Regions from separate parts of the Mus musculus genome. Here regions 1 and 2 are each linked to region 3. The links are chromatin loops, found by intact Hi-C in ENCODE. Cell type or tissue: left cerebral cortex. All regions are shown on one strand.

Region 1 (8,000 bases), 320 kb after region 3:
TCAAAGGTCTCCAGGGGCTCAGGGAAGGCCTTGTCCTAGGGCTGGTGACTAGAGGCCACCCTAGGCTAGTAGTCTCCAGGCAGAGAAAAACATAGTGACAGAGAGAGACGCAGAAAGAAGAGGCACGGAGAACATTCTGCCCACATCATTGGAGAAGTTCTCTGAATCCAGTGAGGCAGGAGAGTGGCCTCGATGGCCAGAAGCTGGTGGCTGGAGGAGTCAGGATTGGCATGCCGAGGCTTGTTCTCTTACTACCTTAGAGGACGTTAGGGAAGGGGACTCAGCTGTCCCTGCCTCACTTTCATTACGTCCGTGAGTCTGAGCCCTGTGTCCCTGATGAATTCAAAGGTTCTTTCCCCAACCATTAGAGTAGACATGGTTCCTGGGGCTGGTGATAGGCAGCTGAGTTGGTAGCGTGTTTGCCTGGCCCGCAGAGCCCTGTATTCTATCTATATCTATCTCCAGCATCACATGAGCCAGCTGCAGTGGTCCATGCCTGCAATCCCAGCACTCAGGCAGGAGGATCAGAGGTTTAAGGTCAACCTTAGCTATAACACACAGCAAGTTGGAGGCCAGCCTGGAGTATGGGTCCCTTTCTGAAGTAGGGGTTGTGGAGTAGACATGAGGCCTTCGGCAGAGGCTCTGTGTGACGAGGGTCAGGTTTCTGTGGAGCCTCCTGGAGGTTTTCCCAAGATGTCCCCAATTCTCCTACCCACGGCTCCTTCTTTCCTCCCTAAAATTCCCTACCAATTGCCCTGGTGTCTTGAGGCTTTACATTGGCTGTTGACCAGGAGTCAAGCATTGTGGCATATTCTTCAGACCATTACCACCTTGTTTCAGTAGATGAGTGTAGTGTGTAGTTTTTGCTACCCCTGGGCAGACTGCACTACCAGCCCCCCACCCAGAGAATATTGGATCCACAGATGAAAGACACAGACACACACATTACTCAATTTCAACCTGCCTTATTGGCTCAATTGGTGGGCTCTTCTAATCTTCCGCAGCTAGCGTGCTCTCCCCAGTACGCTTAGCACCTCTTAACCTGCCCTCTGCTTCGTGACCTGCTTACCTTTTCCTTGTTCAACAACCCCAAACTGCCTTCGTTTTAGTTGTGTTTCTGATCTCCTGCCTGGGGAAGCAGCCTATGGCTGCTCCACCCAGGATCTCACATGGCTGGTCACCTTTCTCCCTCTGAAGCATAATCAAGACCCCCTTCCTCTTCCTGCATCTCTTAGCCTGCCTGCAGGGACTAGGAAGTCCCGCCTCTTTCCTTCTGACCAGCAGTGAGCCCCTGGCATCTGCACCACCCTCTACAGATGAGCATGTATTTATTCTTTGATGCATGTAGAAGCAGTATCCTGTGTACCACCACTTAAACGAACTACTTAAAGCATTTAAAAAATTTTTACTTTGGTTTACTTTGCATGTATGTTTCCAGGTGCACACATGCCACAGAAGACATGCCCAGGTCAGAGGTTCTGGGAATAGAACTCAGGTCACCAGGCTTGGTGGCAGACCCCCTTTTCTGTTGCTCCATCTTGCTGGCCCCTAGTTGGTTTGTTCATGCTTCTTCAATCCCCTCCTCCATTTTTCTCTGTGTACGAATCCTTCTGGAAGTTCTACCAGAGTATCCTGAGCCAGACTTGTCCTCTTTTTCAACCTGAGAGCTTTGGGCATTTTCACAGATAATGTATGAAGTCATCTAATGCTTGGTATGTGAACCTCCAACCCAGACCCAGTGCAGGCCACCTCTCCTCCCATTCACTTTGTGGAATTTTATTTCCAGATTTCTCCGGCAGCAACTTCTAGCTTTGAAAGGAAACCTTGTCACTGGGGCAGCTCTATGTAGAACATCCTCTAGTCCAGACAGCGGGACACATGCATGATTCTGGGGGTGCCTCAGAAGATAGCAGAAGATATTTTAGTCTCTTATTGCCATCTCTTAGGTCATGATCATCACCAGCAAATGGTAACAGGTTTCCCTCGCCAACTTACCTCTTAATGTCTTTCAGAGACACAAGTTTCTCAAAATTTACTTCAGTGGTATCCAGCGTGAGGTATCAAACATACGGACTGTTACTAGATCACTAGACTGCTTCTCGTCATGGAAGCCAACATTACTTGAGGACCAGACTCCTCTGTAAGAGCAGCAAGCACTCTTAGCTGCTGAATGAGCTCTCGCTACAGCTCCTGTTACACTTTTATGTAGGTGGGTCTTTTGCCCACGTGTGTGCATGTATGTGCACCAGTTGTGTGCCTGGTGCCCATGGAGGCCAGAAGAAAGCATCAGATTCCATGGAGCTGGAGGTATAGATGGTGTGAGCCACCATACGGGTGCTGGATATTAAATTTAGGTCCTCTGGAAGATCAGCCAGTGCTCTTAACCACTAAGCCGTCTGTCTAGCCAGTGTCCCCTCACCCCCACCCCATACTTGTAATGTCTGTAGGGTTGGTAGTAATTTTTCTTCTCTTATTGCTGATATACTCTCCCTTGATCAGCCTGGCTAGAACTTACCTGTTTCATTAATTCCCCTCTCCCATTCATTCATTCATTCACATTTATTTATTTATTTGTATGCATGCATTCATGTGTGCGTGTGGACATGTACTTGTGTGAAGTACGTAGTGCTTGTGTGACGATCAGAAGACAGCTTTCTGGAGTCGGTTCTCTCCACCGTGTGGGTTCCAGGGATTGAGTCCAGGTCCTCAGGCCTGATTGATGGACAAGCTTCCTTACTTACTGATTGCTGATCCTTGCTTCCTTTGCTTTCTTTGGGCGTGTCAGTCATTTGTAGCCACTTCCTGTTTTTTCAGAGTAGCCTCTTAGGTCACTGATTTGAGACCTTATTCTTTTCCAAAAGAAGCGTTTGTTCAGAGATCCAAACCTCTCTGAAGACACAGCCTCAGTTTCATCTCCCACGTTTTGATGCGTGCGGATTCTCATTATTCAGGGACCATTCTGAATCTCTCTTGTGATCTCTGCTTTGATCCATTGATGACTCAGAAAGTTATTTATTCTCCAGACATCTGAGGGTAGTTGCTTGGTCTTCTTGCAGATCTCTGCTTGGCTCCCATTCTAGTTGGAAAGTACATTCAATAATTTCAATGAAAAAGGAAATTAATTTGAAACTCTATGGTACTTCTTAGGAGGTAAACGCGTAATGTGTACTGACACTCTGTTAACCATTTAGTCACGCCCGCGTGGTTCTCTACAGTTCACACTTACTCTTTTCCGTTGTACTAGAGATAAGCGTTAAGATCTGCAACTGGAACCTGCACAGTTCACTACCGCTCCTTTTAATTCTGTCAGTTTCTGCTTTATGTATTTGTAGTTCTGTTATTGAGCACACGCAAGTTTTTGATTATTTTGTTAGTTCTTGATCTTCACTGTTGAGAAGTATTCCTTTCTCTTCTCTGGGATTATATTTTGTTCTAAAATCCACTTTTATCTGACACTCCATAGTTATTCTGGTTTTTTTTTTTTTTTTCAGTTTTCTAAAAACAAGTATTATGATCATGTAGGTGATGTGTATAAGGGACATGTATTTCACGGTGCATGAAGGAAGGAGAGATCTTCATACATGTACTGTGCATCTACCTGTCTCCCTTCATCCCTCCCTCCCTCCCTCCCTCCCTCCCTCCCTCCCTCTCTCCCTGCAAGCAATTAAATAAATAGATCCTCTAGTTCTAGCCAACCATTTCTTTCTTCTTCTTGTATTTACCTATTTCTGACAGTATGTAGAATGAGGTAGGCCCTGTAGTACGTAGCCCTGTGTGTAGCACCTTTCATTTTGATTTTGAAGTTCATCATAGTAACGGTTGCTAGGACGCCATGTTTTTATATAGCTCCGTGGTACAGCTCTGAGACACATCTGCTTGCTAGTGGATGCATATTTGAGTTGTTTCTATTTTTAGGCTTTTGTAGCTAATGCTACTCTTTCAACTGTCTGTGTGCTGGGTTTGTGTGTGAGAGGAAACGTTTTAATTCTCCTGTACTCAAATTGCTGGGCAATTTGTAAAGTTCCTTTAGCCTTTTGAGGAACTAATAAACTTTTCCCTTTTTGTTCTTAAATATTCTTTTTAATTGCATATGTGAGAGAGAGAGAGTATATGCACATGTGTGTGGTGCACAGTGGCCAGAGGTGTTGCCAGGAGCTGGAGTTACAGGTGACTCCCATGTGGATCCTGGAAACTGAACTTGGGTCCTCTACAAGAGTGGTACATGCTCTTTTTATTTTTTTTGGTTTTTTTGAGACAGAGTTTCTCTGTATAGCCCTGGCTGTCCTGGAACTCACTTTGTAGACCAGGCTGGCCTCGAACTCAGAAATCCGCCTGCCTCTGCCTCCCGAGTGCTGGGATTAAAGGCTTGTACCACCACGTCCGGCTTTGGTACAAGCTCTTAAGCATGAGCATCTTACTGGCTGTCCTAGCTACCTTTCTGTTGTTGTGATAAACTATCCTGATAAAAGACAAGAAGAAACAGTTTATTTTAGCTCATAGTTTACAGTCTGCAGGGCAGTCAAGGTAGCAGGAACTTCAAAAGACTGATCCCATTTCAACCACAATCAAGAAGCAAAGAGAAAAATGAATGCGTGAGCTTTGGCGCTCAGCTTACCTCCTCTTGCTTAGGGAATGATGCTGCCCCCAGTAGGCCGCAGCTCCTACCTCAGTTATCCTAATAAAGACTATCCCCACAGATGTGCCCATGGGCCAACCTGATCTACATAATCCTTCATTGAGACTCTTCCCAGGAGTTTGGATCACAGCTGAGTTGACCTATCAGGACTTGTCTTAGTCAGACCCATTCAGTTTTAGGTCTCTTTAGTAAATTTATTTGCAGCACTGCTGTTCTCTGGGTGGTTGGCCTTAAGGCTTACTCCCAGGTGTGGCTAGACAGTTTGGCGTGGCCTCTCTTGCTGTCTCCTTTGTGATTCTTAGGTTTCTCTCTTCTGATTTCTGAGACCATCTCTTTTGCACATGCGCCCCATACCTTGCTCCAAATTCCTGGGTAGGGGGTGCAAGGCTGAGACCTGACCCTTGTAGCTGCATGCTTCTCTTCTTCCTGGTCTCACTCAGCTTCCAGTACCTGCTCCATACAGAATGGTCTAATGGTTCCGCAGGGGCTACACGCCGAGGGTGACCTCACACTTCTGACCCTCTTGCCTCTGCCTCCTGAGTGCTGAGATTGCACACATGCACCACCAAGCAGGTTTTGTGCGGTGCTGGCGATGGAACCCAGGGCGTCATGCATGCTAGGCAAGCAACTCTTTTGAGTACTGCACTATACCCCAGGACCCCAAAAACTCAACTCTCAAACCTGACTATATGGACTGAACCCTCCTCATGTACAAGAATGCCCCCTCCCTCCACTTCCAGCTGCTTCCTCCACGTAGTTCATCAGGGAGAAGCTTATCAGCAAGCTCATTAACAAGATCTTTAAGCGTTGAAGGAACTGTTGTTCACCAAGCTTCCCGCCCCCCATCCCTGCCTCTATGGCTGCCGCTGAGAGGGCCTCCCATGGGGGTCTCTGTGAACAGGCTTCCTGTTGCCTGAGAGTCAATAGGACTGGGATTGGGCCCCCCAGGTCCTTTTTAAGGGGTTGCTGGTCTTCAAGGGGACTGTCAACCCAACAGGCTATCTGGTCTGTGAGATTGTTACAATGTCGGCAGGGGGCTTGTGGACAGAGAGGGAGTACCCTGGGGGATCCGGTGGGCTGTAGCTTACCTGTGTTTCCTGTCAAGGTGGTTGTACCCTAGGCTGAGGGAACAGTGGAACAGCAGCCTGAAGATCAGAAAAGGTAGAAGAGGGAGGAGAGAGAGTAGCCTTGAAGTCTAGTAGTGTGTCTCAGAGATCCAGGGCTTAAGGAAGAGGCTCCTCATTATGTATGACTTGCTACAGGGGATGAAAGGAGGGGCCTCTGAGGAGCCTCTCAGTAGGGAGTGGACCTGGGTGATTAAGGACCCTAAGAGCAGGAAGGGACTCTGTCGGGATGTAGGAAGACAAGCCTCAGGCCTGGTGCTTTCTTGGGGCTTTCTCCACTGCCTCCCTGTGCAGCGTTTGCCTCAACCTGCCTAGTTTCTGGGGTTTCCTGAGAGGCAGTGGAAAGAGCCATGCGTGGACCGTGGGCCTACATATTTTAGTGGTGTTCTTGGGGTGAGAGGTGGGGAACAGCCATGGGGTAGGGAATAGGGGACTTGGGCCAACCCTTGCCCTTCTCTGAGCCTCAGTTTACCTCTTCCTGGTAACAGGAGAGCGTGCGTCGATGGGTGGTATGGGTCTGTGGGTTTCTTCCTGGTGGCCTTGCAGGGCCAGGTGGCTGGGACGAGGGGCCCGTGGAGACCCTACCCACCAGCCCCTACCTCCTCCTTCCCACATGCAGGCACAGAGTTCGAGTACACAGACTCAGAGAGTGAAGTGAAGGTTCCCAAGCAGTCAGCTGCTGGGCTGCTGCGGACCAAGAAAGGGGTGGGGGAGCCCGGACAGTCTCTGGCTGCACCCGGACCTGGCAGCCGGGCCTCTGGTCCCTCCAGCCCAGACAAGGCCAAGCTGGTCTCAGAGAAGGGACGCAAAGCCCGGAAGATTCGAGGCCCCAAGGAACCTGGCTTTGAGGCGGGGCCAGAGGCCAGTGATGATGACCTGTGGACGCGACGCAGAAGCGAGCGCATCTTCTTACACGATGCCTCCGCTGCAGTCCAGGCAACCAGCAACACGGCGCCAGCAACCAAGCCTAGCCGCTGTGGCAGGGGTGGTGCCCCAAGCCCACGGAAGGACACCGGGCGAGCCAAGGACAGGAAGGACCCCAGGAAGGTAAGGTCCCTGGCACAGGTCCCCTGGTCTCCATCCTTGGGGTATGGCTTTGATGTTAGTAGTGTGCCCATAGAAGGTTCCACCATGTTTGGTGTTCAGGGTTCAAGGAAACCTTGTTTCCTCTTCCTGTTCCTGACAGAGGGCCTTAGTCTCTCATCACATAAGTATAATGGTTTAAAATGTGAATAAGTACTTGGAACCCTGTGTGAGGTAACTATAACAAAAGAACCAACACAATCGCCAAGTAGTGTTAGCGCACACCTTTAATCCCAGCACTCAGGAGGCAGAGGCAGGTGGATTTCTGAGTTCGAGGCCAGCCTGGTCTACAGAGTGAGTTCCAGGACAGCCAGGGCTACACAGAGAAACCCTGTCTCGAAAAAACCAAAAAAAAAAAAAAGAACCAACACAACCAACTTGTAAAGAAAAATGGTTTCTAGGTTTGGTGACTCTTGTCTCTAACTATAGCACATATTTGATTTGTACGTGTGTGTGTGTGTACACGGTGTGTGTGTGTGTGTTACGGTGTGTGTATGATGTGTGTGTATGTGTGTGTGTGTGTACACGGTATGTGTGTGTGTTACGGTGTGTGTATGATGTGTGTGTATGTGTGTGGTGTATGGTGTGTGTGTGTGTGTGTGTGTGTGTGGTGTGTGTGTGTATGTTTTGTGTGTGTGTGTGTGTGTGTGTGTGTATGGTGTGTGTGGTGTATGTGTGTGTGTGTGTTTGGCTAAGGCTATGTATGTGTCTTGGCACATGGGTAGAGGCCAGAGGAGAGGTTCTGCCCTTTGACCCTAACGTGGGTCCTGGTGATCAAGCAGAGGCCTCCCGGCTTGCATGAAAAGCCCATTACCTACTGAGCCGTCTCGCCAGCTCCAGTTTGGGTTTTTAGACAGGGTCTCTTGTAGCCTAGGCTGGCCTTGAACTTCTGAATTCTTCTACCACTGCCCCATGCCTGTCGTAGTCCCGAGGTCTGAAGCAGTTTCAGTGTGCTGGTTACCCAGACAGTGACCTTCAACTCAGAGCCTGTAACAGAGGCATAGGTTGGCAGCACCTGTGGGTGCTACCTTCCGTGACAGTTCACTGGACACCTAGGTTATTTCCAGTCCCGTGTTTGGCTGTCCCCGTCTGTGAGACATTGGTCAGCTCCCACCCCACCTGCAGGGTGGAGCGTCTAGATCTCTATATTGAGATGC
Region 2 (8,000 bases), 130 kb after region 3:
GGATGCTCTTAGCTGCTGGGCCATCTCTCCACTCCTGAGGTTGTTTGTTTGTTTGTTTTTTCGAGACAGGGTTTCTCTGTATAGACCTGGCTGTCCTGGAACTCACTTTGTAGACCAGACTGGCCTCAAACTCAGAAATCCTCCTGTCTCTGCCTCTCGAGTGCTGGGATTAAAGGCATGCGCTACCACTCCTGAGTTTTTAAAAAGTAAAAAAGTCAGTATGGCCTAGGGATTCCAGCACCACAAAGTAAAGAAAGAAAGAAGCAAATGGAGAGAGACAAGGCAGCAGGAAGGAAAACTTACAGTAAGTTTCACTTAACAGGGCCTGGAGAGATGACTCAGAGGTTAAGAACACTGGCTGCCCTTCTGGAGACCTCGTTTAGTTCCCAGGACCCACATGGTGGCTCACAACCATCTACATTAGGATCTGATGCCCTCTTCTGGTAAGCAGATGTACATGCATACAGTACACAGGTAGTAAAACTCATAGATGGATGGATGGATGGATGGATGGATGGATGGATGGATGGATGGATGGATGGGTAGATGGATGGGCAGGCGAACAAACAAATATATAAATCTTCACCTTTTTTTTTAACTTAAAGATCTACTAAGGGTAGGCTGTCCTGCTGCATTAGGGAGGGGCTGGCTTTAGAGAAAGAGGGACCTTGGGAGTCGAAAACTAAGGACACTCAAGAGATTGATACCCAGGTGTCTTATGGTAACACTTTTTGGTTATAATTAAAGCAAAGAACTTCAATACCTGATGATTTAAACTGGCCTGACTGGAAAGCGGGGTTGTTATATATTCATCTATGAGTTTCTCCGAAGATCAGACAACAGGTGAGTTCTTTTCCCTGGGTCACTTGAAATTCAGCATGGCCACTTGAGTTTTTGACTTTTATTCTCTTGGGTTGTGACTCATTGAGGGAGCTTAGCCTCAAACAGGAGGCTCCTGCCTTCATTTCGTTTGTTTGCTCATGGATTTTTGGAAGGGCAGGGAGGGTTGTTGTTTTTGTGTTTTTGAGACAAAGTTTCTTTGTGTTGTAATCCCAGTACTTGTAGTCCAGAACTGAGGCTGGAGAAACAAGAGTTCAAGGCCATTGTCAGTTACATTTTAAGTTTGAAGCCTTGACTATCCTGTAACTCCCTCTGTAGACCAGGCTAGCCTCCAACTTTCAAAGCTCAGCCTGCCTCTGAATCTGGGATTGAAGACATGCAGCACCACCAAGCTCTGTCTTTGATTTGCTATCCTGTTCTGCTTCAATTAGTCGTGTGTGTGTGTGTGTGTGTGTGTGTGTGTGTGCACCTTGGTAACGTATGTAGAGATCAGTGAACATTTTTCGAGAATCAGTTCTCTCCATTCTGAGGGTTCGGGAGTCAAACTGAGGTTGGCAGGCCTGGCAGCGCGCCCCTTTGCCTGCTGAGCCATCATGGAGGTCCCCTCTGCTTTCCTTTATTGGACACTGCCTCACACCGCCAAACCCTGACCCTTCCCCTCCTCTCAAGTGCCAGGATTATTTCAGCTATGACCAGCCACGACCAGACTCCAAATTTTTGTTTGTACCTTTAGAAATTATCGTCTCGCCAGGCGGTGGTGGCGCACGCCTTTAATCCCAGCACTTGGGAGGCAGAGGCAGGCAGATTTCTGAGTTCGAGGCCAGCCTGGTCTACAAAGTGAGCTCCAGGACAAGCCAGGGTTATACAGAGAAACCCTGTCTCAAAAAACAAAAAAACAAAAAAAAAAAAAAAAAAGGAAAATATCGTCTCAAATAGGCAAGCTGTGAAAAGAAAAGCCATATGACATGTCATTAGGACACAGGAGAAGCTGGGGAGATGTTTCAGTGGGTAAGATACTTGAAACACAGGCATGAGGAACTGAGTTCAAATCCCCAGCATCCATGAGGGAAGTCAGGATCTGTAACCACGGTTGCTGTGGAGACAGGAGAACTCTAGGACCAGCTGGCTACCAACCTAGCTCCAGGCTCAGTGGGTGTACTTCTCTGGCCTGCGTCCTTGTATCTATGTGTGTGTGTGTGTGTGTGTGTGTTCGTGTGTGCGCGTGCGCCGCGTGGGCACACACGCGCGCGCGCACACACACACACACACACACACACACACACACACTGTAGGAGCTGGCTTCAGGCCTCCCTGTAGACCAAGTCTAATAACATAATCAAACTGTTGCAGGGACACCCACTCTAATCCAAGCATTTAAGAGGTGGAGGCAGAAAGATTACCATGAGTTATACCATGCCAGTATGGGTTATAGATACCCCAAGAACAGAAAAACAAACAGTTGGGACTGGAGCTCAGTCAGTGGAATGCTTGCTCGCAGGCCCAAGAACCTGGGTTCAATGTCCCACATCTGTCTCCTAAGCCAGATGTGGTGGTGGAAGCCAGTATTCTCGTGGGCGTGGCCTGGCGAAGTGGGTGTGGCAAAGCTTGCCAATTTCTTTGTGTTAGTTGTGGTTAGGAACGACTAGAGATGGACCAATCTGGAGAGTTCCGGACTCTGAGGTCAGGAGCGTGGGCGGAGCTTGCAGGGGAAACTGGTTTGTTTCAGAGTTCTGGGAAGAAGATGCCTGCAGACCAGGGAGTTTCTCTCTGACCCCTGGCCCCAGTTGTGTGTGGTGTCTACCTCCACCCTTGGTCTCCCATTGCAGAGGGCGCTGAGAATTCAGCAGATCAGAATCGGCTGCTTCTGACCCGGACAGAGGCGAAAGGCTTCTGCAAATTTTGGTTTTCTAAATCCAGTGAGATCCAGGAAAGCAAGATTTTCCAACTCCTACAAGTCGAAGCAGCCACAGTCCCTTCTCTGTGCCTACGTGGTGCGTGGGAGCCCAGAGAAGCTGCGAACTTTTGTGAAATCACACAGCACTCGAGTAAACCCAGAGTCTCTTAAACCAAAGCAGGGAAAACGGAGTTGGTGTCTTGGGATACATTTGGAGGTAAAATCCATGCGGGTGGGGTCTGAATCAGCTGAAAAGTGTGTGGTCCCTGTCCTTAGGAGGCTGAGGGAGGGGCTGGAGAGATGGCTCAATGGTTAAGGGCACTGACTGCTCTTCCAGAGGTCCTGAGTTCAATTCCCAGCAACCACATGGTGGCTCACAACTATCTGTGATGAGATCCAATGTATGCTTCTGGTGTGTGTCTGAAAGATAGCTACAGTGTACTCATATAAATACAAATAAATAAATCTTTGGGAAAAATAAAAAAAGGGGAGGCTGAGGGAGAAGGCATGATACGGGTCTGAGGCCAGCCTGTAACATACCTATAATCCCAGCCCTCGGTAGGCAATGAGAGGTTGATCTCTGTAAGTTCAAGGTTAGCCTAGTCTACATAGGGAGCTCTAGGACAGCAAGGACTACACAGAGAGGCCCTGTCACAACAATAGCAAGTAAAGGCCAAGCAAGACAGGCCTTTACTTCCAATATTCAGAAGGTAGAAGCAAGTGACAGGAGTTCAGGGTCATCTTCGCCTTCTTACAGAGTTTGAGGGGTAGCCTAGGCTATATGATATATGATCACACACACACACATATAACATGGGGGCTTGATTTAGGTGTTCAGCTGGACTCGAGCTGGAGAGATGGCTCAGTGGTTAAGAGCATTGACTGTTTTTCCGAAGGTCCTGAGTTCAATTCCCAGCGACCATATGGTGGCTCACAACCATCTGTAATGGGATCTGATGCTCTCTTCTGGTATGTTTGAAGACAGCTACAGTGTAATTACATATAACAATAAATAAATCTTTTTAAAAAGCCAGGCGTGGTGGTGCACGCCTTTAATCCCAGCCTCAGGAGGCAGAGGCAGGCGAATTTCTGAGTTCGAGGCCAGCCTGGTCTACAAAGTGAGTTCCAGGACAGCCAGGGCTACATAGAGAACCCCTGTCTCGAAAAACCAAAAAAAAAAAAAAAAAGAAAAGAAAAGAAAAGCTGGACTCCTGGCGCCCCATAGAGACTGCTGGCCCCTGCCTCCTATAAGCCTGTGTCACAGGCTTGTGCCACATCGCCAGTGTACACACCCAGCACAGGAACATTTCCTGTATCTCTTCTCTGCTGCTACTCTTCCCCTATCTAGGCTAGCTGGCCAGCGAGCCAGTTTCCTGGAGATTCTCCTGTCTCATTCTCTCGTCTTGCTATAGGAGTTCTGGGGTTACAGATGCATGGCCCTGAATCCAGTTTTTCGTGTGCATACCAAGGATTAAACTCAGGTCATCTAGACAGAATCTCTTTACATACCTACATAGCCCTGGCTGTCTTGGAACTTACTAGGCAGACCAGGCTGGCCTCAAACTCATAGAGATCGGCCTGCCTCGGCCTCCTAAGCCTTAGGATTAAAGGCCTTCACAACCAGGCCTGGGATATTTTGCCTTTTAGAACTCAGAATTCTTCCTCCTAAATGGGTCTGTGGGCGTCTCCCCTGCAGTTCTCCGCATAGGCAGGTACAGCCCCGCCCAGCCTGAGTCGATGGGCGCGTCTCTGTCGCCACCTGGCGGCTGCCGTGAACATAGCAGCCTATCCCGGAGAGGCGATTCGAGGTCTGAACTACGTGGAATTCAAAGAGTGGGGCCCTCTTTTCTTCCGTCCCTAAGAAAAGTAAACCCCAGAGCTGAGCCCAGCCTGTAATTGTCCTCCTAGCAATGGTGGACGTCTTCCCTAAGGAGGACAAGTTGGAATCGGACCTGGAGAGCTTGCATTTGTTTTCAAGCGCCGCACAAAGCTGGGTGCCCAACGCTCAGACAGAAATCCAGCAAGAATCACTCTTAACGTTGTTACGCTCATGTGTGAGAACTAAGGCTGAGTGAGGAACAAGGGCACCTCTACCCAAAGCCACCTACCACCACAGGACCCTTGCACTACCTGTGCTCTGTGTCTGGATCACCTGCAAGCCAAGACAGTGAGTCCACTGTCACAGTCAAAGTCCCTGGTCCAGCAAGGAGACATCTGCAAGTCCATATAGCTTGGATGGGCAAAATTGTCCAGGCACAAACTCAAAAGTGCCCGTGTGTGGAGTAATGTTAGTGGGCAGCTGTGTGTCCAGATCCATGCAACTGGGTAGCAGCATAGGGACTTGTTAGATCCAGAGTAAAATGTCCCTAATGGCCTGCTCAGAGCTATTGGCTCCCAGCTTCAGATCCGCTAGTCTCCTCTGGGCCACAGGATGCAACGATAAACTACATCTCCCAGAATCCCTGGCGGCCAGCTTCCTGTTAGGGTTTGCCAATAGGAGGCACCAGAGCTCAACCGGCCTGTGGTGGACCTTCCTATGGGTCACCTAGGAGAAACCCTTCACAGAAGCACGCTTTGAAACACAACTTAATAATAATGCCGGGCATGGTGGCACAGACCTTTAATCCCAGTACTGTGGGAGACAGAGGCAGGCAAATCTCTGTGAGTTCAAGGCCAGCCTGGTCTACATATCAAGTTCCATACCAGCCTGGGCTACATTTTAAGAACCTATCTCAGAACAAACAGCGCAGACAGGATAGTCATGCCTGAAGGAGCTGGTGCACATCTGTCATCCCAGCACTTGAGAAGAAGAGGCAGGAGGATGAAAAGTGCGAGCCCAGCCTCAGCTACATAGCAAGCTCCAGGGTAGCCTGGCCTATGTGAGAATCTGTCTCAAAAATGCAAAATGACTAAATAAGAAATAAAAAAAAATAAGCCAGGCATGGTGGCACAGCATTAGGAAGGCAGGGGCAGGAAGAGCTCTGTGAGTTAGAGACCAACCTGAGAGACCTTGTCTTATAAATCAACCAATCAATCAATCAATCAATCAATAAAAGGGCAGAGTTAAACAGTAGCCAGGTGTGGGGTGCACATAGAATTTCAGCACCTGAAAGGCAGAGACAGGCGGGAACTCTGATGAGTTCAAGGGGCCTGTTCCACATGGAGAGTTTCAGGGAAGCCAAGGCTATGCAGTTAGACCGTGTTTTTTGTTTTTTGTTTTTGTTTTTGTTTTTTTAAGATTTATTTATTTTGTGTATGAATACACTGTAGCTATTTTCAGACAGACCAGAAGAGGGCATCAGACCCCATTAGAGATGGTTGTGAGTCAACATGTGGTTGCTGGGAATTGAATTCAGGACCTTTGGAAGAGCAGTCAGTGCTCTTAACCACTGAGCCATCTCTCCAGTGGACCCTGTTTGTTTGTTTTTTGTTTGTTTATTTGTTTGTTTGTTTGTTTGTTTCGAGACTGGGTTTCTCTGTATAGCTCTGGCTGTCCTGGAACTCACTTTGTAGACCAGGCTGGCCTGGAACTCAGAAATCCGCCTGCCTCTGCCTCCAGAGTGCTGGGATTAAAGGCATGCACCACCACGCCAGGCAGACCCTGTATTGTTTGTTTGTTTGTTTGTTTGTTTGTTTTGTTTTTGCTTTTTGAGACAGTTTCTCTGTAGCTCTGGCTGTCCTGGAACTCACTCTATCAACCAGGCTGGCCTTGGCCTCGAACTCAGAGATGTGCCTGCCTTTGCCTCCCAAACACTGGGATTAAAGGCATGCACCACCACTGCCAGAAGATTCCTTCCTTTTCTTATTAAAAAAAATTTTTTTTAAATATTTATTTACTCATTTATTATATGTAAGTACACTGTAGCTGTCTTCAGACACTCCAGAAGATGGCATCAGATTTCATTGTGAATGGTTGTGAGCCACCATGTGGTTGCTGGGATTTGAACTCAGGACCTTTGGAAGAGCAGTCGGCGCTCTTAACCACTGAGCCATCTCACCAGCCCCTAAAAAATTTTTTAATTAATTTTTTATGGGATTCCGGCATGTGAGAACCACTGGGTCTGATTTTTAAAAAAGATGTATTTATTTATTTATTTTACATATATGAGTGTTCTATCTGCATGTATACCTGAGTGTCAGAAGAGGGCATCAGATCCCATTACAGGTGGTTGTAAGCACCTTGTGGTTGCTGGGAATTGAACTCAGAACCTCTGGAAGAGCAGCCAGTGCTCTTAACCACTGAGCCATGTCTCCAACCCCCAGGGAGATTTCTTTTTTTCTTTTTTTTTTTTTTTTTTCAAAGTAGCTACTCAGGCATTTAAGCTCTTTTTTTTTTTTTAAGATTTATTTATTGATTATATGTAAGTACACTGTAGCTGTCTTCAGACATACCAGAAGAGGGAGTCAGATCTCGTTAGGGATGGTTGAGCCACCATGTGGTTGCTGGGATTTGAACTCTGGACCTTCGGAAGAGCAGTCGGGTGCTCTTACCCACTGAGCCATCTCACCAGCCCAAATTTCTTTTTTGTTGTTGGTTTTTCTGAGACAGGGTTTCTCTGTGTAGCCCTGGTTGTCCTGGAACTCACTCTGTAGCCCAGGCTGGCCTTGAACTTGGACATCTGCCTACCTCTGCCTCCCACGTGCTGGGATTAAAGCTGTGCTCCACCACTGCCAGGTCCAGGGAGATTTATTTTTAGTTATCTGTGCTGGTTTCAGTTCATGCAGGAAAGTGCAGATGCCCACAGAAGCCAGAATGTCAGTTCCCCTGAGTTGGGAGTTATATGGGTCCTGTGGGTGGAGTTATATGGGTCCTGTGGGTGGAGTTATATGGGTCCTGTGGGGTGCTGGGAACTGAACTTGCAAGGCAGCAGTGCATGTTCTTAGCCACTGAGCCATCTCTCTAGCCCTTATTTATTTGTTTGTTTGTTTGTTTGTTTGTTTGTTTGTTTATTCATAGGCAGGGTCTGGCCATGTAGCCCAGGCTGGCCTACAACTCCCACTCTTCCTGCCTCTGCTTCCAGAGTGCTAAGATACAGGAATAGGCCACCACACCTTGATAGGAATACTTTCTACAAAACTGTCTGTGCTGAACATATTGACATTTGTTCTTACCCCTAAGCATAAGCATATAACACTCTACATATCGTTTTCATCCTATGCGTATTCCAAGTCAGTTACAAATGCTGGGTTTTTTTTTTCTTGTTTTTAAGTGGTTCCCCTGCGTGCCCAGACACTTTTGCAGAGGCCAGAGGAGGACTTGCAGGTC
Region 3 (8,000 bases):
TTTTATCTATATAATATGTTGCTCTGACAAAGCTATGGAAATATTCTTATGCATATCATTAACAAAATGAGCGATATGCAGCTGCTGAACTAAGGCTGTGGTAGATACCTTTTCAAAGTTTGCATTCCCAGATTTTTAAACCAAGGATCATTTCCTAACTCTTAATAAGCAGCAAAACATAAGCACGTCTCTTTAACAAAATCATAACAGTAGATTCCTTATCTAAATTAGGATCTACACAATTAGTTAATTGACAAGAATTACAATGAATATGAAAAAGACTTGCCAAGATTGGTGATCTTGACTCTTAAAATTACTTAACAATAAGCATACAGGTAAGGTACACAAGCTTTTATAGCTATAAGGAGCTGGCCTGAATGGCCAAAAACAATGTCTCTGATGAAATCTTGTCCAATACTCTGTAGCAGTCCTTCTGCCTCCCGAGTCAGCTTTTTTATTTGTCCCCAAGTTGACATCAGCTTGGCTCTCCTTGCTGTAGCCCATGGCAGAGATAGGAAGAGTTTCTTTATTTTGCTTATGTGTGCTCTCTCCGATTTCTCCTTCTCTGTACGATCAATACAGCTTTCTTGTCACCACTGTCAGGGCACTGTCAATTCCTACTCACAGGTCAGCCTGTCACATTGGAAGCTAGCATGCTCTTGCAGCATTCTGTGGAAAAAACAGAAACACTGCCCCTTTCCCCAATATTAAGTATCTGAACAGGATCATGCCATGTACCAATAAGTGGATCCCTTCATCTCATGAGTATGCTTGGTTGTAGGGTGCCATAGACACTCAGTGAGATTTTTGGCATCTAAATTTAAAAAAAAATTTTTTTTGAAGATATAGATTTAAAGTTCCACGGTACTGTTTCCTTGAGAATTATAAAAATCTCAGTAACATGGGCAACATTAAATTGTTGACAAAACATCTCAAATGCTTGGCTGTAATAGCCAGTTTTAATTTGATTTGGAACACCAAGCAAAAAAAAAAAATCAACACAGACAATGACTAACTATACTTTTAGTTGCTTTTCTTGTTAAAGCAGTTGTAATTAGAAAGACTAAAAAGGTATCAATAGTCATATATGCATTTTTTATTTTTCTAAAATCAAAAATGAGTATCCATTTGCAATAATTGATTAAGTATAATAAGTCCTCGAGAATTAACACCAATATGTAGAACAGATAGAAACTGAGGACACTGAGAGCAAATCTTTACAATATGACATGTACATCTATTTATTTATTTGTCACCTTATTGTGGATATGAAATTGCCTTCATCCCAGCATGCTAGAACCAAGTGGGAAGAGGAGATAGGGATATTGCTATTCCATATGGGAAGTTTGCTTCAGATCTTCACTTGAGCTCTGCTGTCTCCAAACCTTTCTCCTTTCTATTGATTGCCATCCAGAGAAAGCCAGAGTAGAAGCTGGAACCACTCCCCCCCCAACCCCCAATTTCATATCTAGTCACCACCTTTCCCCTCCCCTTCCCAGAGTCTCCAGCTTTGCACTTTACAAGTGAAGCTGCTTACTTCAGACACTGAAGCCAGCCTCTCCCAGCTCACTGATCTGTATCACCTACCACTGGTGTTCCTTCTTCATAGATAATCGCTTGGGCTGCTGGAGGTCCTCTGGTAGGATCACAGAAGGAAAGCCATTATGCTCTTACTTATGACTTCCTCATCGGAGGAGAAGGGCTTTGCTACCTTCATGGTTGTGCTCTTGTCCCTCCCCTTGAAAGATGCATTTGGACCCTTTACTCTTCGTTATTCTGAGCCCTGGCTAACTTTTTCCTTTGCCTGATTGCTTTATTCTAGTCAGAACTCAGCTGCATGGAAGGCAGCTGCACGTGCTCCTTCCCAACCAGTGAGCTGGAGAAGGTGCTCCCCCAGACCATTCTGTACAAATACTATGAACGGAAAGCTGAGGAAGAAGTCGCTGCAGCCTATGCTGATGAGCTTGTCCGGTGAGTGCTGACAATCTACTCATTCCCCAAGGTAAAGTCTGCTTTTACCAGGCAAGAAGATTCTGTCTGGATTTTCTGGCCCTTCTTGCTATTGCAACAATCAGTTAAGCTTATAATGAAAGCATCTATCGATGGCTCTGCCTACACCTTATTTGTTACCTAGTATTCTAGCCTGTAGCTGAGTCACTGCACCCTGGGAGGGAGGAAGAGTAATGGTTACAAGGAATCCTTGAGAGCTTGAGGTATGTGGTTGACAGTAAGTTTGGACGTTGGCATGGTGCCTGTGTTGTCCCTGTAAGTGCAGTGTAGGAGGCAGCTCAGTCTAGGCTGTAGTGATAATTAAGGAATACAAAGCACTGTCTGCCATGCTTAATCCTCCATCTTGGTAGCACAATCCCAGGAGACCCACCTTTAAACATCTTGAGTGATGCCGCTTTCCTGTTGCTCCAGGTGCCCCTCCTGCAGCTTCCCTGCTCTGTTGGACAGCGATGTGAAGAGGTTCAGCTGCCCCAACCCACGCTGCCGAAAGGTACGGAGGACAGTGGTTTGTGTTTCTAGCACCTTGCTTGAGTTTGGCTTGCACTATGCAGGTGGCCTGTGTAGGCTGATGCATGAGAATAGTTTGCCTCTTCCATTCATGAAGCAAGAGAAGGTTGGTGATGGCAGTTGGCATAGTTACAGAGATGAAATTACTTGTGGAAATCCAATTGCAAAGTTCAGGATTTCTCGTCTATGTCATTTTATAAAGACAGGTGCTGTGAAAATGTGTCTTCTTCTGCTGTGTCGTATATTTTGCTTGCTCTTTTCCCTGTCCTGTACTCAAATACAGCACATACACACCTGTAAGTTAGGGAAAATCTGTATGGACATATAGAATTCTGTAATAAGGTAGTTATACATAAGTCAATTAATATAGAATTTGAAAGGCAAAAAACGTAAAAACTCTTCAAAAGTACTAATGGATTCACAACGTGTAAGAAGTGGCAGGTTTTCCCTGACTGAATCTGCATTTCATAACTACCAGGACCCCTTTGCCATCAGCCGCTGGCTCCACTCCGACAGTCTTGCAGTGAATTAGCCCGTTGTAGGGGAAGGAGTTTCAGTTTATTTGGCTCTGTGCTGTACGTCTGCTTATACCTCTTAATCAAGAAACTGGAGCAGTTCCGAATGACCATCCATTGCAGATGCAGGGACGTGGCGGCCAGAGACCTCATGTGCAATTTCTTAAGTAACCAGATGCAAGTAGCAAGAACTGAACAGCAATTGCCAGGTCTAGGCCTAGGGAAAATAGGAGTTACTAGGCAGTGAGCACTTTGAATCAGGCCAGATGAAAAGTTCTTTATCTGTTTATACAACTTTATAACTGCTTATAGCTAGCAGTTCATAATGCACTGCACATCATGTGTTCTCAGCTTTTGCAAAGGACAGGGCATTTAGTTCACTTTGTGTTCTCCTGCTAAGATGGACACACGCCATGATGGAGAAATGGCTCTGTTGCTACTAAGCTTCAGGTTTGTCTCAGCAGCAGCTTCAGACCCCAAGGGTCAGAGCTGGCTGGACATCTAGAGAAGAGGAGCGGGCTTAGAGTGAGGCCGGGTCAGGCCATGTAGTTGGAAACGGAATGTGAATAAGGCAAGGTGCAGGAGAGTCCTTTGCTTCCATCCACTGCTTCCATCCACTGCATCAATGATTTAATGGGAATATGGAGGGTTTCAGCAGGAAAAAAAACAAGTGCCAACTGTGTGTTTGCCTGGTGCCTTCCAGTACAGTTCTCAGTGCACACTTGCGAAGTGACTAAGTCACCCATTCTAAAGAGACTGAGGCTGGAGAAGGATCGTGGAGTCTGGAGTTTGATGCAGTAGGGAGATGGTTACTGTGCAAATGTTGGGTGGTTCTCAGAGCTTCCATTTGCTCATTCATCTTATTTACAGTATCCACAGTGAAGAGATGTAGCACAGGATATTATAGCTTCCAGGACCATCTGTTTCAAAATTTAACCTTTACCTATAGATAAAGGCACTCATGCTCTAGGTTCTTTTTCTGCTCTTGGAGGAAAGTGTCTGTGGGAGATAAGATAAAAACCAAACCTATAATACAATGCAGAGAGGCATCTGTACGAAGCTGTTTTGTGTGAACTATGGAATAAGCTGCCACTAGATGGCACTAGCATTCCACAAGAAAAGTGCCCTCTCCCCCTTGGGTATTTCCAAAGTAGATGTGTCAGCACAACTGTCTTGTAAGCAGAATGGACAAAATTCTTTGAGGTTAGTGCTAAAGCAAACTACTGTGTGCATTCAGATTTAATGGCAGAGATGGTTGTGCTGTGAGGACATCTGCCTTTTCCTTTGTACTTGCCCCAGTGTGGCGCCCTTTCTCTTCAACAAGATGGTGGAACTGACAGTTAATCCTGGAGGATTTTGTATAAAAAGTGAGCCATGAGCTAATTTTGTCCTATGTAAGACCAAAGGCATCTGCTTTCTCACTGCAGTGTTTGCCAGGAAGCTACACTCAAGTTAGAGTTTCAGGAACCTGTCACTCTGAGATAAGGCTTTGATAGTGGTGCATTATCTGGGAAAGACTTGGTGCCCAGAATCCCTGAAGACTGAGACTTAAGACTGTCCTATAAAATAGGCAGGCTCTCATGGATGTGATGGAGTGTGTATCCAGACCTTCATTTCTCTGGTACACTCTGACATAAAGAATTCATCAACTTGACTCAGCATGTTGCTTTTAACAGTGGTTAAGTATGTTTGATATGGAGTGGAAGAAGGTATATTTTGGCAGGTTCTGAGATGGTTTCCAATATTCTATGGAATACTTTTTCCGTAGGTTCAAACATTTCCCTGTTGAATCTTTCTACCCTCTTAAATATACAAGTCTGCTTCTTATTCCACAGTACACATAGAGCTTTTTCAATGTGGAAAATTAGAAAAATTCTAGTAATGAGGTATAGATTTACCAGTGCACAGTAAGCAAGTACTAAGGAAGGAAAGATGGCCAGTGTAAAGAGTTGTATGAAAATAACATGAAGAAAATCTTGTTTGGATTCTTTCTGTGGACACTGAATGTCTATCGGTTGTGTAATCAGTCACCCATCTCTGCCCAGGATCACTTGAGTTTGGCTTATTCGTCAGTTTCCACCTACATACCCTCTTCCATGCTTGTCTTTCTTACAGTTGTCAGGTCCTGTGACAGCCTCTGTAGCCTTCAATGCTCATAACTCAGAGTCTGTGAAATATTACCAAAATTTACGTCTGCAGTAAACCAGTTTGTTGTTTAAAAAAAAACAAAAAACAAAACCAGCAATCTGCAGCTGCCTGCTGTAGCTGAGTGGCTATGTGAAGAGAATGTAAATTATCCAGCTGTCATTGCCAAGACAACTCTCCAGCTGTGGCACCAGGCCATTGCCACTTACTGGCCACGTACTAATTGGGGAACCTAGCTAGTCTGCTGACTCCTGGACTAAACCAAGCCTTCACATTATCCAGAGATGATGAAGCTTGGCCTTCATGCTCCTTCTGTCAGGGAGGACCTTTAAATCAGGAAGTTACAGTGACAAGAGCCAAAAGTCTTGGTGACAAAAGATTCTGAAGCCTGTAGGTGAGGGCTCACTTACTGGAATAAAGTCCATACTCCATTATTGGAGTCAGAAAGGGAGGAGTTAGAATAAGAAGTCCTTGTTATGAATGTGGTCTGTTCTTCCTGCAGTTTCCAGAGAGGTCGTAGTGAAGAGCTTCAGGTCTCCGGTGCTGTGGTGTTGCTGAGCTTTCTGTGTGTCCATTAGGGATGGAACAGAGCCCTTGACTCACCACTGGTCACTACAGAGAGACTGTGCTAAGTGGACACTGAAGCTTGACACCAGGTGATGTACAGTAGTAGAGCTAGAAACCCGAAGGAAAGCCCCAGGGCATCCCAAGGCCATAACTGGAAGCTGTCCTTCCATCAGACAGCAACAGTTAGTGCAAGTCCCACACTAGCAAAGGGCTTCAGAGTTGCACTGGTTTTGCTCAAATATTTCTGTCAAATTCCACTTTTACATTTCCTGTAGCAGGGGTTAGAAAAGCAGCTCAGTAGTTAACAGCACTTGCTGATCTTGCAGAGGGCCTGGCTTCAGTTCCTGATACAGTTTTGAACTGCCCTTAATTCCAATCTTAGTGATCTAGTGCTGCCTTCTGGCCTCCATAGGCACCAAGCACACACACAGTACACATGCATATATTGCAGGCAAGATACTTATATGCATACAGTAAAAATTAGTCTTAAAAATTTCTGTCAGAACAGCACCATACATCTGTTCTTCATGGGTTTCTTGACCCTGGAATGATTTTTTTTTTAAAGATGGATTCATTGATTGAAATGATTGATTATATGTGTGTACATTGTAGCTGTCTTCAGACACTCCAGAAGAGGGCATCAGATTTTTGTTACGGCTGGTTGTGAGCCACCATGTGGTTGCTGGGATTTGAACTCAGGACCTTTGGAAGAGCAGTCAGTGCTCTTAACCGCTGAGCCATCTCACTAGCCCCCTGGAATGATATTTGACAATTACACAGGCATGTCTGCTAACTGTACATGCCATCCTAGTCCTGGGACGAACCAGAGAACAGGTGTGTGTGTTTCCAAGAGTAAAAAATGCACCAGTGGCTAACACTGCTTACCTCATGTCCCCATTTCTCACTGTGAGTTAAATAAATCCCACATTTGCCATTATTAGCAATGACTGCCTAAAAGGAAGAAAGATAACTTACCCCATACAGGAGAAGAAAATATAAACTAAGACCTTTTGTTTCCCCCTCATCCCTAAAGGAAGTTTTTGTTTTTGTATTTTACCTGCCTTTTCCTATCTAGAGCCATCTACACAAGCTCAGCAATCAGCGAGAAAGCTGAAGGCCCCAGGGATCTAGCAGCAGTTCCCCTGGGCTTTGAGTGTTTGCCCGCTTGCCCAGGAACTGGCATCTCCCTGGTACTTAATTTTTTAAACCCATGAAGTAGCCTGTGGTGATGGTTAAAGTGTTAATACTTCCCAGGAGACACATCACAGAATCCTCTGTTCCAGTCAGTCAGCAAAGCATGTCTTTCTCCTCTGTCAGCACTGCACAGCACAAATCCTTTTGGTATGCTTTCTTGGTAAGCTATCTGTTTTGAGAGTTGTCTTGAAGACTGTTGGTGATACATAATTTAGTATTCATTGACGAAGTCCTGTGGACTCAGCTGTGTATACTGGGTACTTCGGAGGGTATGGAAAGTCAGTTAAACTCATGGCTACCTGCAGAAAGGGGGCAGCTCACCATGAGGGGCTTAGATTCCAGTTCCTCCCCTTCCTAGAATTGTGATCTACACTAAATATTCCCCTGACCACATTTCCACTATCTGTAAAATGAAAACTTCACATAGCACCAAGAAAAACAAATGATATAATACAGAAAATGCTAAGGTCCAGTGTCTAGCGCTTTATGTCCTTCAGTAGTGGCTGTGAGTTTGAGGGGCTGGTGAGAGAGAGATATGCCCAGTAACGAGAGGAATTCTTAGGAAGTTGGGCCTTCTTCATGATTTTTTTGTACAGTTTACTGCCATGAGATTATTACATGATCAGGCATAGCATCCCATCAGGAAGCAAATGTCTCATCACTCACCTGGGATTTTAAAATTGGGTTCAGAACACTCATTTCACCAGCTTTTGGTCTGCAGCAACATAAAGGGAGAGGTAGGTCTGGGTTTTGTTTTAAGACAGGGACACTATATACCCAAAAATGGCCTTGAACTCACCTCAGCCTCCCAGTGCTAGGATTATAGGCCTGTATTAACAGAATTAATGAGGAGGAAGACTTTACAACTCCCTGGACTAGGCATATTATTGCTTAGTAGTAAAATGCTTCCCCAGTACAGGTGAGCCTGCAGGTTCAATCTCCCAACACCATAAAAGGGAAAAGAAAGGAAAGGTAGACACGATTCCTACCCCACTACCCCCACCAACCCAAATTACCCTGGCTCCAAGAAGGCCCCATATGCCCAGGGACAGCTTTATCCTG

Evidence for each region. Hi-C counts contacts between places; a loop is a spot of excess contacts. Peaks named below come from ENCODE experiments on the same cell type or tissue, not always from the same donor. Only the 100,000 strongest peaks of a DNase experiment are listed, where the experiment ranks them.
Region 1: a loop joins it to region 3, with 2.2 times the contacts of the local background. A loop is called at or near these places in 2 of 42 quality-filtered maps.
Region 2: a loop joins it to region 3, with 11 times the contacts of the local background. A loop is called at or near these places in 20 of 42 quality-filtered maps.

What each region holds. Positions count from the first base shown.
Region 1 is chr5:142,742,210-142,750,209 of GRCm38, reverse strand. Tnrc18 (trinucleotide repeat containing 18) reads left to right here. Exons shown (of 28, transcript NM_001122730.3): 17 at 6,380-6,807. Among named protein-coding and RNA genes, the nearest start is that of Slc29a4, 44 kb to the right of the region's middle. In left cerebral cortex, no CTCF peak of the experiment used is centred here; DNase peaks (open chromatin) are centred at 3,049 and 3,834.
Region 2 is chr5:142,933,001-142,941,000 of GRCm38, reverse strand. No RefSeq gene overlaps it. Among named protein-coding and RNA genes, the nearest start is that of Fscn1, 23 kb to the left of the region's middle. In left cerebral cortex, CTCF peaks have their summits at 437 (motif pointing left), 4,493 (motif pointing left), 5,228 (motif pointing right) and 6,022 (motif pointing right); DNase peaks (open chromatin) are centred at 2,555, 2,844, 4,489, 5,195 and 1 more place; H3K4me3 peaks cover 641 bases; H3K27ac peaks cover 458 bases.
Region 3 is chr5:143,062,817-143,070,816 of GRCm38, reverse strand. Rnf216 (ring finger protein 216) reads left to right here. Exons shown (of 17, transcript NM_080561.4): 12 at 1,823-1,971; 13 at 2,422-2,500. Gm43380 (a long non-coding RNA gene) reads right to left here. Exons shown (of 3, transcript XR_003955828.1): 3 at 2,495-4,031. Among named protein-coding and RNA genes, the nearest start is that of Gm43380, 28 kb to the right of the region's middle. In left cerebral cortex, a CTCF peak has its summit at 4,129 (motif pointing right); DNase peaks (open chromatin) are centred at 4,144 and 5,368; H3K27ac peaks cover 1,828 bases.